Linked DNA regions of Homo sapiens: region 1 is linked to region 2. A link is a loop called in an ENCODE intact Hi-C map of the cell type or tissue named here. Cell type or tissue: gastrocnemius medialis. All regions are shown on one strand. Links, peaks and the distances in the headings refer to the core of each region. The heading gives the core; the rest is flanking DNA. Region 1 overlaps SYNPO2 (synaptopodin 2). Region 2 overlaps SYNPO2 (synaptopodin 2).

The links. A loop is a pair of places that touch in the nucleus more often than their neighbours do. Peaks named below come from ENCODE experiments on the same cell type or tissue, not always from the same donor. Only the 100,000 strongest peaks of a DNase experiment are listed, where the experiment ranks them.
Region 1: it touches region 2 in a loop (6-fold over the local background); 4 of 110 quality-filtered maps call a loop at or near these places.

The regions. Positions count from the first base shown.
Region 1 is chr4:119,027,059-119,033,740 of GRCh38, forward strand. SYNPO2 (synaptopodin 2) reads left to right here. Exons shown (of 5, transcript NM_133477.3): 3 at 1-380; 4 at 2,787-4,969. Among named protein-coding and RNA genes, the nearest start is that of SYNPO2-AS1, 46 kb to the left of the region's middle. RefSeq lists an enhancer at 4,614-5,113. In gastrocnemius medialis, for the core only: no CTCF peak of the experiment used is centred there; DNase peaks (open chromatin) are centred at 2,976, 3,413 and 4,399; H3K4me3 peaks cover 2,500 bases; H3K27ac peaks cover 2,500 bases.
Region 2 is chr4:118,894,577-118,901,258 of GRCh38, forward strand. All of the region lies in intron 1 of SYNPO2 (synaptopodin 2), which reads left to right. Among named protein-coding and RNA genes, the nearest start is that of SYNPO2, 9.1 kb to the left of the region's middle. In gastrocnemius medialis, for the core only: no CTCF peak of the experiment used is centred there; DNase peaks (open chromatin) are centred at 4,235 and 4,425; H3K4me3 peaks cover 518 bases; H3K27ac peaks cover 2,500 bases.

The DNA.
Region 1 (6,682 bases), core at 2,374-4,873, 130 kb after region 2:
CCCTAACTTGTCACATGACAGGATTGTCCACATAAATTCGATCCCTACTAATGAGAAAGCAGACCCTTTCCTGAGGTCCAGCAAGATAATCCAGATCTCCAGTGGCAGAGAGTTGAGAGTGATCCAGGAAAGTGAAGCAGGAGATGCGGGACTGCCCCGGGTGGAAGTGATCCTCGACTGCTCTGACAGGCAGAAGACAGAAGGGTGCAGGCTTCAGGCAGGAAAGGAGTGTGTGGATTCTCCAGTGGAAGGAGGGCAGTCAGAAGCACCTCCTTCTCTGGTATCCTTTGCCGTCTCATCAGAAGGCACAGAGCAGGGAGAAGATCCACGCTCGGAAAAAGATCACAGCAGACCTCACAAGCACCGAGCGCGGCATGCACGTAAGTTCTGCCTGGGCTTTCAGAAGGGGCTTGGGAGTTGGGGGCATTTTGCTGCTTCTTTGCTTGCATGAGTTTTTCAGCAAGATTTTTCTTATGTTTCTCATTGGCTTAAAGAAATATTTAATTAATGCACAAAATCACAAATGTGAAATTGTGGAGAATACCAATTTCTAAATAGGAAGCAATAAGTCCGAACTTCATATAGATTTAAACATTTTTCATGAATTTCTTTTTATCCCCAAAGGCACAGGAACTGTTAAAGAAAATAATATTGTCAATGTGCCTGTTCATTTTGTTTCAGACAGTTGAAATAGTTCATGTTAAAATAGCATAAGAAAGCACTTGAAGTCATGTGGACTCAGTTTAAATGTCAAAAACTGTTGAGTCTGCTACTGAGAGGTGTCTTTAAAATAAAAGCTCTACCATTGATATCAAAAGCAGATCCTTGTTTTGAAAAAAAATCATTGTGCAGCTTGATGATGCTTGCAGAAGTGAGTTTGACAGACAAGGACATGTGTATACTGAGCAGTTACATGATCCTCTCCGTTGTGTAAGTCTTCATTTGACTGCAAAGTGTTTCATCTACCTTCTAGACACAGAAGTCAGTCTCCAGGGCCATGTGGAGGCATTTAAATGTCTCCAAACATAAAATATATTTAAATTCAGTGCTTTGTATGGCATTTTGTTTTACCCAGGGGAGAGAAGACAGAAAGGAGAATTGGGATAAGAATTGCAGTTAGGTGTTAGGATTTCTATTGTTTTATTTCACGTTTATTTTTGTTTGTTTTTTTTTTTTTTTTTACTAATTTTGGAATTTTATTTGAGGATGTAAAGGCTGACAGGCAAAGGCACTTGACTGTATATATGATACACAATGGCAATGAATTCGGTTATTCAAAGTAGGATATTAAGTCTTCTAACCTATTGTTATTCCTTTCAAAGCATATTTTTAGCATAACCATTTGTAGCTTTATTGGCAAGTGCTGTTAATCATTCCTTATACTTTAAGCATCTGTAGGCCATCTTCACATTTATAGCATATTAAACAAGAGTATTGAGACACCATTCACATACTTTACATGTTGGCAGTGAAGTTAGCAGCAACTGTGCAACTGTGACTGTCAATTTAATAAGTTGTATAACACTAGTCAAAAAAGGAATTCTATTTAGTAATAACCACAGTTTCAACTATTTTTCTCTAGAAAATTCGATCACCAGTAAATGCCTGTAATCATATTATAAAATTATTTCCTTGGATTATATTTTATTTAAAAAAAATTAACCATTAAGTCTGTGACAAAAAGAGCTAATTTTCAATCATAAAATAGTCAAAAATTTTTTCTTAATTTTCCACTTAACTGTTTTGAGGAATTAAAAAATTTAGGGGACTCACAGTCATTATCATTGAAAATATGATATAACTATAAATTATAAATGATAGATGCTATATGTTTAGTTGCTATAATTTGCCACCCATTTCTTTTTTATAATAGTAATAATGAAAGAAAATTTTAAATATTTTTATTTTTATAAAATAAAAATCATATTCTTGTTTTAAATGACTTAATTTCTGCATCAGTTTTTACACAGTTAAGTGGGTCACAAGTCAATTTTTAAATTTCTCCAAGGTTTATTCTTGCTGCAAGGAAAGTAATATTGTATTTCCAAAATAGCAATACATTTACAAACAAATCTGTCTAGAAAACTTTGTAGCTAGAGTTTCTTATATGTATTTACAATAATGTCATATTTTGAATTTTAATTATTGATTCAGTACCTTCAATGATTAATTCAGTGTTTTGAATTTATATTAATCCAGTAGCTGTGAGTGGAAAGATTTGGGGTGGTTGTCAGGGTAAAAAAAGAAAAAAGAGAAAGAAGAAAACCTAAATAGCTAAATTCATTACATTAAAACATTTAGAAAATTTTAAAACATCTTCTTGGGACGCTCCTCCCTTTTTAAGATTCCTGGAAACAGTTTTATATTGACACTTTATTTTAAAATATGGAAGTATGAGATATGTCTCATCTTGTTTTTCAGAAAATATTATGTCTTTAAATTATGTCCTTCTTAATTCTAATTTTATCCTATTAATTGACATTTACTAGCCAGTTTTTATTATTAAAGTGGAAGGATCTCTAGAGAAACAAATGTATGAAACATATATTCTAATCAGCATATATAAAATATTTTTATGTAAACAAATAGAACAGTATATTATTGTAGAAGGAAACATGTTAAGAGAAATAAGAAAAAGAAATGTGTTGGATTCCTTCAAAATTCTGTACTCAATGGCAATTTTTTACATATTTATTTTCCCCCAGGAGAGTTCATTTCTGAGTTGCTGTGGTGTCTTCCTTGAACTCATCAGCTCAATATAATTTTTTTTTTTTTGCTTTCCCTAGGGCTCAGGAGGAGTGAAAGCCTGTCAGAAAAACAAGTGAAGGAAGCAAAATCTAAATGCAAAAGCATTGCCCTTCTTCTAACGGATGCTCCCAACCCCAACTCCAAGGGGGTGTTGATGTTTAAGAAGCGACGTCGGAGGGCCAGGAAATACACCCTAGTTAGCTACGGTACTGGCGAGCTTGAGCGAGAGGCGGACGAGGAGGAAGAAGGTGACAAGGAGGATACATGTGAAGTAGCATTTCTTGGTGCAAGCGAATCAGAGGTGGATGAAGAGTTATTGTCTGACGTTGACGACAACACACAAGTTGTGAACTTTGACTGGGATTCTGGACTGGTGGACATTGAAAAGAAACTGAACAGAGGGGACAAGATGGAGATGTTACCAGACACCACAGGCAAGGGAGCCCTCATGTTTGCCAAGAGGAGGGAGAGAATGGATCAGATCACAGCCCAAAAAGAAGAGGACAAGGTAGGTGGAACGCCAAGCAGAGAACAAGATGCTGCCCAGACCGATGGCCTGAGAACCACGACTTCTTACCAAAGAAAGGAGGAAGAGTCGGTAAGAACGCAGAGCTCTGTGAGCAAAAGCTACATCGAGGTGAGTCATGGTCTTGGCCATGTTCCCCAACAGAATGGCTTCAGTGGGACATCTGAGACAGCAAACATCCAGAGGATGGTCCCCATGAATAGAACGGCCAAACCCTTCCCAGGGTCTGTGAATCAGCCAGCTACCCCCTTCTCGCCAACCCGAAACATGACGAGTCCCATTGCTGACTTTCCTGCACCTCCACCTTACTCTGCAGTCACTCCTCCCCCTGACGCCTTCTCCAGAGGGGTTTCAAGTCCGATTGCTGGCCCAGCACAGCCCCCTCCATGGCCCCAGCCTGCCCCGTGGTCCCAGCCAGCCTTTTACGATTCGTCTGAGCGAATAGCTTCCCGAGATGAGAGGATCTCAGTGCCAGCAAAAAGAACAGGAATATTGCAGGAGGCCAAAAGGAGAAGCACGACAAAACCCATGTTTACTTTTAAAGAGCCCAAAGTAAGCCCAAATCCTGAACTCTTGTCACTCCTTCAAAATTCAGAAGGCAAACGGGGCACTGGAGCTGGAGGTGATTCCGGACCGGAAGAAGACTACCTCAGCTTGGGGGCAGAGGCTTGTAATTTCATGCAAAGCTCCTCTGCCAAACAAAAGACCCCTCCTCCTGTTGCTCCAAAACCTGCAGTCAAGTCCTCATCCTCCCAACCAGTAACTCCAGTTTCCCCAGTCTGGTCTCCAGGAGTGGCTCCCACCCAACCTCCTGCCTTCCCCACATCCAACCCATCAAAGGGCACCGTTGTCTCCTCCATCAAAATAGCCCAGCCTTCTTACCCTCCTGCCCGGCCTGCAAGTACTTTGAACGTGGCTGGTCCCTTCAAAGGACCACAAGCAGCAGTAGCCAGTCAGAATTACACACCCAAACCAACAGTTTCCACACCAACAGTCAATGCTGTTCAGCCTGGTGCAGTGGGACCATCCAATGAGCTTCCAGGAATGAGTGGGAGAGGAGCTCAGCTCTTTGCTAAAAGGCAGTCGAGAATGGAGAAGTATGTGGTCGATTCAGACACGGTGCAGGCCCACGCTGCTCGAGCTCAGTCTCCCACTCCATCTCTCCCGGCCAGTTGGAAGTACTCCTCCAATGTCCGAGCACCTCCTCCTGTGGCCTATAATCCTATCCACTCGCCGTCTTACCCACTGGCTGCTCTCAAGTCTCAGCCATCAGCTGCACAGCCCTCCAAAATGGGCAAGAAAAAGGGAAAGAAACCCCTCAATGCATTAGATGTCATGAAGCACCAACCGTATCAGCTCAATGCATCCTTGTTTACTTTCCAACCTCCAGATGCAAAGGATGGCCTCCCCCAGAAGTCATCAGTCAAGGTCAATTCAGCCCTGGCCATGAAGCAAGCTCTTCCTCCCCGGCCAGTGAATGCTGCCTCACCTACGAATGTGCAGGCTTCGTCAGTGTACTCGGTACCAGCCTATACCTCTCCTCCTTCCTTCTTTGCAGAGGCCTCCTCACCAGTCAGTGCATCCCCAGTGCCTGTGGGCATTCCCACCTCGCCAAAGCAAGAATCAGCCTCATCATCTTATTTTGTGGCACCAAGGCCAAAGTTCTCAGCCAAGAAAAGTGGTGTCACAATTCAGGTGTGGAAACCATCTGTTGTGGAAGAGTAATCTTGTAGCTGAAGCTGAGTGTCCACTTTGCTTGAAATGAATTGTTTGCAGTGTTTCTTGAGTCCCTGAGAATGCCTAGCAAAGTCCTCAACTTACTTAATTTCAGATATGTCACCTCCTAATCTGGGTCCAAGGAGTATAATATTTTTAATGAGTCAAAAATCCAACTCAGATTGACCTAAAATATATTTATCTTCTTTGCACACTTAAAAAATCCAGGAGCACCCCAAAATAGACATGTACCGTTATATTAAGTAAGCAGGAGACTTAGGATTTGTGCTGTAGCCACAAGAAAGACAGTGATCAGTGATATCAAACATCAGGAATCAGCCTTTATGTAACATAACAGCTGTCCTCCTATGGTGAAAGGTTCAAATGTAGTGAAGGTATAACCTATATTGACTGAGATTTCCCTTTTAGGTAGTGCCTTATCTCTATTACTAGTGTTAAAGGAATAAGGAATCTATGAAGGACAGGGAGCAGCTCTGGTCTGTCAATCTCAGCCACCTGTTTGATATCACAGAGAAGATACTCGGAGGATTGTTGGAATGTATATAGTTTAGTAAGAAGTGGGTAAGAAAGAGGGTCTTAATTACTGAGCACTTATTATGTATTAGGTTCTTTGCCAGATGTTTTTACATATATAAACTCATTTCAGAAAACTTATTTAAAGTAAATGGGGCCGGGTATGGTGGTTCATGCCTGGAATCCTAGCACTTTGGGAGGCTGAGGTAGGAGGACTGCTTGAGGCCGGGAGTTGGAGACCAGCCTGAGCAACATAGTGAGACCCTGTCTCAATAATAATAATAATAATAGTAATAATGAAGTAAATGGGATAAGGAAAGAAGGATAATTATCTTTAAAGGTTGATTCCCACCCTCCCTCCCCAGTTACTTAAGGAACTAAGTGAGTACATCTCCAGTTGCCCATGAAAGCATAAGTTTGTTTTCCTCAGCTGAGGCAAGTGGTAGAGTATACAGGATAACGAAGTAACATGTAAAAGGCAGGACGCACATAAAGGTGTACATGGCTATTGTTTCACCTGGAGAAACCACATGATTGGGACCTGAAGGTTTACTGACTGACTACAGGGGCTGATTGTGAAGCACGAGGAACCCCATGTGTGTGGAGACTGTAGGGTGAGAGCACACAATTATTAGCATCATTTCTGAGTGATCTCACAGATTTTTTTTCTTGTGTTTGCTTTGCTTTTTGACAACTGCTTCTCCCACGTTCCTTGCAATTCTATTCTCTCACCTTCACTTTACTATTTGTATTCGATGGACCAGGATAATTCAGGCAAGGTTACCTTGTAAACTTTAATTGGCCACACACCATGTTGTCACCCAGCTGGCTATGAAGTGAATAATGGTACTGAAAGTAAACCTGAAGACCTTTCTCAGATCTATTTTAAGTCTGAGTCTGACCAACCATGGAAAATATTCGACATGAATTAATGTAGAGAACTATAAAGCATTTATGACAGCTCCAAGAAAAATCATCTACTCTATGCAGGAGATATGTTTAGAGACCTCTCAGAAAAACTTGCCTGGTTTGAGGGTACACAGTACCATTTTAATCTTCTGAAAATATCTGTATTCCTGCTCTTTTTCTGCTGTCACTGTCAATCTGCTATATTTTTCACTATCCTATTAAAATATTACTGTCTCCTTTATCTGTTCA
Region 2 (6,682 bases), core at 2,810-5,309:
GGGGAACAAAACTGGAGAAAGATGCAGGGGGAAGGAGAGTAGGAGAAAAGGGAGGAAGAAGAGAGAGAGAGATAATATGATTTGCTTTAAAAACAATTGCCTTTGTTTAATACTCAGTAAAAGTTCAGAGTTCTTATTCTAAGTTGAGAATTCTATATTCTGACAGTAATATTCAAGAAACACTTCTCTAGGCTAACTGAAACTATACATCTACCTAATAGCAAAAAGCATCCCAGGTTACTAAAGTCTGATTCACATTTTAAAAAAAAAAAAAGAAGAAAAAGAAAGAGGAAGAATATACACTTCTTGTTATGCCCAGTCAAATTTTCATTCATTTTGCCTAGAAATATTAGTTTCAACATGATCATCAATGGAAGTCACATGAGTTGGTGATAAGTTTTCATGACTAACATACATAAAGAACACGTGATTGATATGAACCTGTGTGATGTAAATGATTTTTTTTAAGGAGTGTCAACTCATTCCATTATAAACATATATTTCTTCCAGTAACTGCTTTCAACATGATAAAGATGAATCCCTTTGTTAGTAACATTTTGGGCAGATCTCATCTTTTCTGGTGGCTTTTGGTTATTAAAACAGTCAACTTTAATTAAAGCTTCAGTCAACTATCTGACTCTAAACTCTTTCCCTAGTCACTGTGGCCAGGCTTGTGGCTCCAGGGTGTGGCATGGAAAGGAGGGTACCTGCTCTTTACCCATATCCCTCTAGCCCCTCCATGGTTGAGGGAAGGAGGAAAGATGTGAAGAGGAAAGGGGCAGATAGATATATTTATTCATAACTGAATGAGGTGGCGTTTCTCTCTTCTTTGGGTGTTGTGCTTCTTTGGTTAATGTGAGGACCCATTAATGTCCTCTCTGAGGCTGGTGTCCAAATTCTGGAGCATGTGTATGGTTTCTTCCGGGAGAGCTAGAGGGCCTCATTAGTGCACAGTCCCCTAACACAGGAAATCAGGCTTCTGATAATCTCTTCTGTACCCCCTACAAGCCCATTGGTTCATCAAGATACCAGCTTTCTCCTGCTAGACTCTGGTTGAGTTTGGCCTTTCTGGGTAGGGCCTTGGCAAGATGGTTCAAATCTAGCCACCTTTTAAGATAGTCACTCATCCACAGGAAATGCAAGGATCCTTGCCTTGCCAAATGGGGACATCAGTATGCAGTGTCATTGTGACATACACATTATACCTAACTGGATATTTTGCATATTTTTCATAGCAATCTTCTTAATGTAGCTTCCAAAATAACTTCTCTCTGTCAGTTAATTAGTGTTTAAGAATATAAACGAATTTATATATTTGGCTAAAAATACTTCACATGTGTATATCTTATAATTTCCAAAGTGTGTCTTAATATATGTTATCTCTTTTAATATTAATTCGGTTGATAAAGTTTTATAATTCTCAGTTTATAGATTAAAAAAACTGATCCTGAAAAATAAATTAATTGCAAAAGCATTATATAAAGAAGCCCAAAGTTAAATATAATTCTTTCCCTCTGTTAGGGGCATCAAGCTACTCCCCTGCGTCAGCCTGGATAAAAAGAACAGGCTGTCACTTAGTATTGTTGAAAATTGCAATGACTTTAATACAGAGTTTGTATGAAATAGAATCTCACTAAATCTAACCTTAATCCTTGAAAACATTGATAACAAACTATTCTTTTTTTTAATGGGCCTAAGGAAAATGATTACAGGAACACATCTGTAAGATAATGTGCAATGGGAGAAAGACTGAAAATGGAACCAGTCTGCTTATCAATAAACCTGAAGAATATATGGACTCCAAGTTTATTGTGTCTTTTCTAACAGATTCGTGATGAAACTGAATGCAGTGAGGTTCTTATAAAAGCAAATGGAGAATTTCTGAAACAGATTCATTAAAGAATTCTGAAGAGTAAACACCTTCATGAAGTTAAAAGACTCATCTCAGAAAGAAAATAATGTCTGCTCTTTTGAGGGATATTTCATTATTTGACAACCTCAATGAGAACATGTTTATGGTTTTGGATTACTTTAGGCACCTAGTGTTTCTAAATCGTCTATCATTCTTTTCTGTTTTTCAAAAGCAGAGATGGCCAGAGTCTCAACAAACTGTATCTTCAAGTCTTTGTGAAATTCTTTGCATGTGGCAGATTATTGGATGTAGTTTCCTTTAACTAGCATATAAATCTGGTGTGTTTCAGATAAATGAACAGCAAATTGTGGTGGAATTACCATTTGGAACATTGTGAATGAAAAATTGTGTCTCTAGATTATGTAACAAATAACTATTTCCTAACCATTGATCTTTGGATTTTTATAATCCTACTCACAAATGACTAGCTTCTCCTCTTGTATTTTGAAGCAGTGTGGGTGCTGGATTGATAAAAAAAAAAAATGAAGGATGACCTTTCCTGAACAGAATTATGGATTTATGTCTGTATTAGTTCATTTTCACACTGCTACAAAGAACTGTTTGAGACTGGGTAATTTATAAAGGAAAGAGGTTTAATTGACTCACAGTTTCACATGGCTGGGGAGGCCTCAGGAAACTTAGAATCATGGGAGAAAGTGAAGGGGAAGCAAGGCACATCCTACATGGCATCAGGAGAGAGAAAGAGTGAGTCGGGGACTGCCAAACACTTTCAAACCATCAGATCTTGTGAGAGCTCACTCACTATCATGAGAACAGCATGGGGGAAACCACCCCCATGATCCAATCCCCTCCCACCAGTTCCCTCCCTCAACATGTGAGGATTGCAATTTGAGATGAGATTTCAGTGGGGACACAGAGCAAACCATATCAATATTTTATGTGATTCTACCTATAGATACTCCCCCTTCCTTCACCCCTCTTCCTTCATCCTGTTTAACAGAATTTACCTTCTTGAATTTCACCTTTTCAGGACATGTTATTTTTATCCTAGGAAATCTGTAATCATGACCAATGAGTGTCATTTAACCCCAAATATCTTGTCGCCTTTAATAGTATCTTCTGGAGAAAATTTTATTTAAGAAACTCATATATGATGTTTACTAGGTGCCAGGCACTTCTTGAATCACCTTTTAAATATAATGACAGAACTCTGAGGTTACCCTTAGTTAAGATCCCCATTACAGGGGCACAAAGAGGTTAAGTGACTTCTCCAGGTCACATGGGTATGTATGATCAGAGCTGGGGTTCACATCTAAAGAGCCTGGAACCAGGGCTTGTGTTCTAAGCTCCTAGACATGTCACTTTTGGGTCTAGTGTAGTTTGAACAGCCAGTTAGGACGGGAAGACAGCATCTCAACAAGAGCATGCTGGAGAGATTTTTGTGACCCCTTAAACCAAACCTGCTTTTCTTGTTCTGACATTAAGTATAATCTCAATTACTTAATGTCAAATCATTTTATTTGAAACTTTTATTTCCAGAACGAATAATTTAGGAAATAAAATAGAAGTAGGCTAGAAACATTTATAATTCTGCTTTCTGAAGGATGATAATTTTCTATTTTCTTAGCAAGATTTTCCATGTCTTCTTGAAAACTATGGCATGATACCTTGTTTTTGAAGCAAAAACCTTCAAGCAGCTGACCATTTTTGAGAATTTTGTCATGCAGTTCAAGACATATCAGAGGTGAAATTATTAAGAGGTTATAAATCCAATGTGTTTTGCTGGCAGTCTAGATACTGATTTTCTACCTCCTCAGTAGCCCCTATTCCATTTCCTGCTCTGTGTTCCTGCTCCCACCACCTCGGCTCAGGTCCTTATTTTTGTCTCTTAGATAATTATATTGGCCCTGTAACTGGTCTCCTTGTTTCTGGTTTCACATTCCTTGAGTTCATGCTACAGAGAGCTGCCAGAGAGATTTTTCTAAATCACCTGTTATATCACTGCTTAAAATACTTCAAAGGCTCCCCATCACTGTCATCGAGATAACCATAACATTGGTTTTATCTTATGTGCAGACATGGGTTAAGCACTTTAGGAATTATTTTGTTACTAATATTCCTACAATCATTTTTTTTAACAGTGGAGGAAACTGAGGCTTAGAGAAGTTAAGTAAAAAATTGAAGATCATATAGTTAGTAAATGGCAAAACCAGGACAGAAGCCAGTTTGATGACAAAGCCCATGCCCTTAGCTGCCACCCTGCAGTGAGGCTTGTTCACAGGCCGACGGCCCCGCTGTGGCACATGAAGCTCTCTGTGATCTGGATGCTGACAAACTGTCCAGCCCCATCACCTGTCACCCTCCCAGAAGTGCATTTAGCTATTTGAAAATACCACAGTTCTCTCAAACACTGTTCCTCCCTGGTTGCTTCATCCCTGCTGTGTCCTTGGCTGGAATGCTTGTCCACCCCATCTCCTGGCACCTTCCCTAAAATGCTTGGAGAAATTGTACTTACCCTGGAAATCTCTGTTAAAGTCAGTTCTCTGAGAGGTTTGACTCAATTGTCTAGTCGGAGGGGAGCACTTGCTCTTCCATGTTGCTGTGATCACACACAGCTTTCACCTTGAGCTCCCACGTGCAGCCTGACGCTGAAGCTTTTGTTCACAAGTCTGTTTCCTCCATTAGACCAGTGATAGCCAAAAGGTTTGACTGTGCCTCTTAAATTAAAACAATTTTGAGCATATCCCATATACAGGGTGTATGTACATATATATAAAATATAGTATATATGTACATGTACTGATGGGCTAATATTTTATGTACAGTATAAAACATCCCAAAAAGAAAACTTTAAAGCATGAGATAAAAGGTGAAATAAACAATATTTTAAAACTATTTGTATTTTATTTTCTTGACAATACAAAATGTCTTTTTATTCTCACTGACCAGAACTTTTTTTTTAAGTGAGAACAATGTGATTGACAGACTTTTTCAGATTTTGAAAATCTTGATGTGACCCCATGGGGTACAATGATTCAAAGGTCTAGTGAAACTTTATTTCAGTTCTTGAGTTTAAAGACTGTCAAAGCTGAAATGATAATCTCTTAATATATGCAGGTGCACACTGAAGAAATGAATCATTACCTGATAATCATTTTTCATTTTCGTCAATAAATAATGCAACTATTTTTGTTGCAATTTGACCAGTAGATTTTCATTTTCTCTGATGTCTACCCTTTGTTCTTACAAACTAATTGGAATAGGCTACATTTGTATATTTTAGTATTAAACCCTGGCTGTACTTTTTTGTTTTGTTTTGTTTTGTTTTTGAGACGCAGCCTCGCTCTTGTCACCCAACCTGGAGCGCAATGGTGCCATCTTGGCCCACTGCAACCTCTGCCTCCCAGGTTCAAGCGATTCTCCTGCCTCAGCCTCCTGAGTAGCTGGGATTACAGGCACCTGCCACCATCCCCAGCTAATTTTTGTAGTTTTAGTAGAGATGAGGTTTCACCATGTTGGCCAGGCTGGCCTGGAACTCCTGACTTTAGGGGATCCACCCACCTCAGCCTCCCAAAGTGCTGGGATTACAGGCGTGAGCCACCGCACCCGGCCTGCTGTACTTTTTATTTGAAAAATATGAAATTGGGTTAGAAATTCTTCTTCCTAGTTAAATGTGCTATTATGATGTTTTAAAGAATAATAAATTTAAATAATTTCCAGCCCCAAATCACTTGACTATAGAAATATTTTCAAGAATTTTCTTTCATTTCTTTTTGAAAATTTGCTTTCAAAGCAATTCATGTTAGGGAATATATCATGCTTAGTATCCTAAAATATATGTCAGGTGACCAGCAACTAAAAGCCACTCGTCATCACAGAAAACGTCAACAAATTTGGAACATCCATTTATCTGTTAAATAAAACTGAAATATCCTTAGGTTCCACAAGTATTTTAAGGATTTGCAAGAGATACCATTGGAACCTCAGTGGTACAAATGTCTGTATGATATAAAAACTTTTCCTAGTCACTCCCTATATCATTGCTACATTTTAAAGATTCCAGTATGGTTTAAATGTGAGTTTCTATAAAATTAATCATGACCTCCTGTAGCATTTTTGCACTTCTATTATTTTGCTGCATGAACTTGCCTACAAGTAATGCACTGAATGAATTTGATTTAAGGCACCTTTGTAATCTTACCCTAGAATCTCTTTCTCTCTCTCTCTCTCTCTCTCTCTCTCTCTCTCTCTCTCTATATATATATATATATATATATATATATGTCTGTCTGTCTATCTATCTATCTATCTATCTATCTATCTATCTATCTATCTATAGATATTTGTCAGTTCCTGCTAAAGCCAAGTACTTTATCAATGATTATCAATGTACACAGTTTTTCTACAAAATATTCATTTTCTTGAATTAAAGACTTCATATACTTTTGAGAACTTATCTCCAGTATCTTTCTTTCTTGGATTCCCAGAGAAGTAATTTTTTATTTCAGTATTGAAATATAATTTGAAAATGCCATAAGCCGAGATATTCCAGCAACATATATTTTTTTATCCAACCATACAGGAAACTTCCTCCAATATGTAGTTTGTTTTAGTATTATTTATACTAATTTTCTGATATATTTTTCTTTGCATCTTCAACAGTACTTGCAAAAAAATACATTTTGGTTTGTTGCCATATTGTATTATTTTAGCCACTTTTAATTTGTACCCATGATGATCTTTCTAAACATTATGCTTGGCTTAAATTCTGTTAAGTTTTAAATTGAGTATTGCCTGACTTCAACCCTT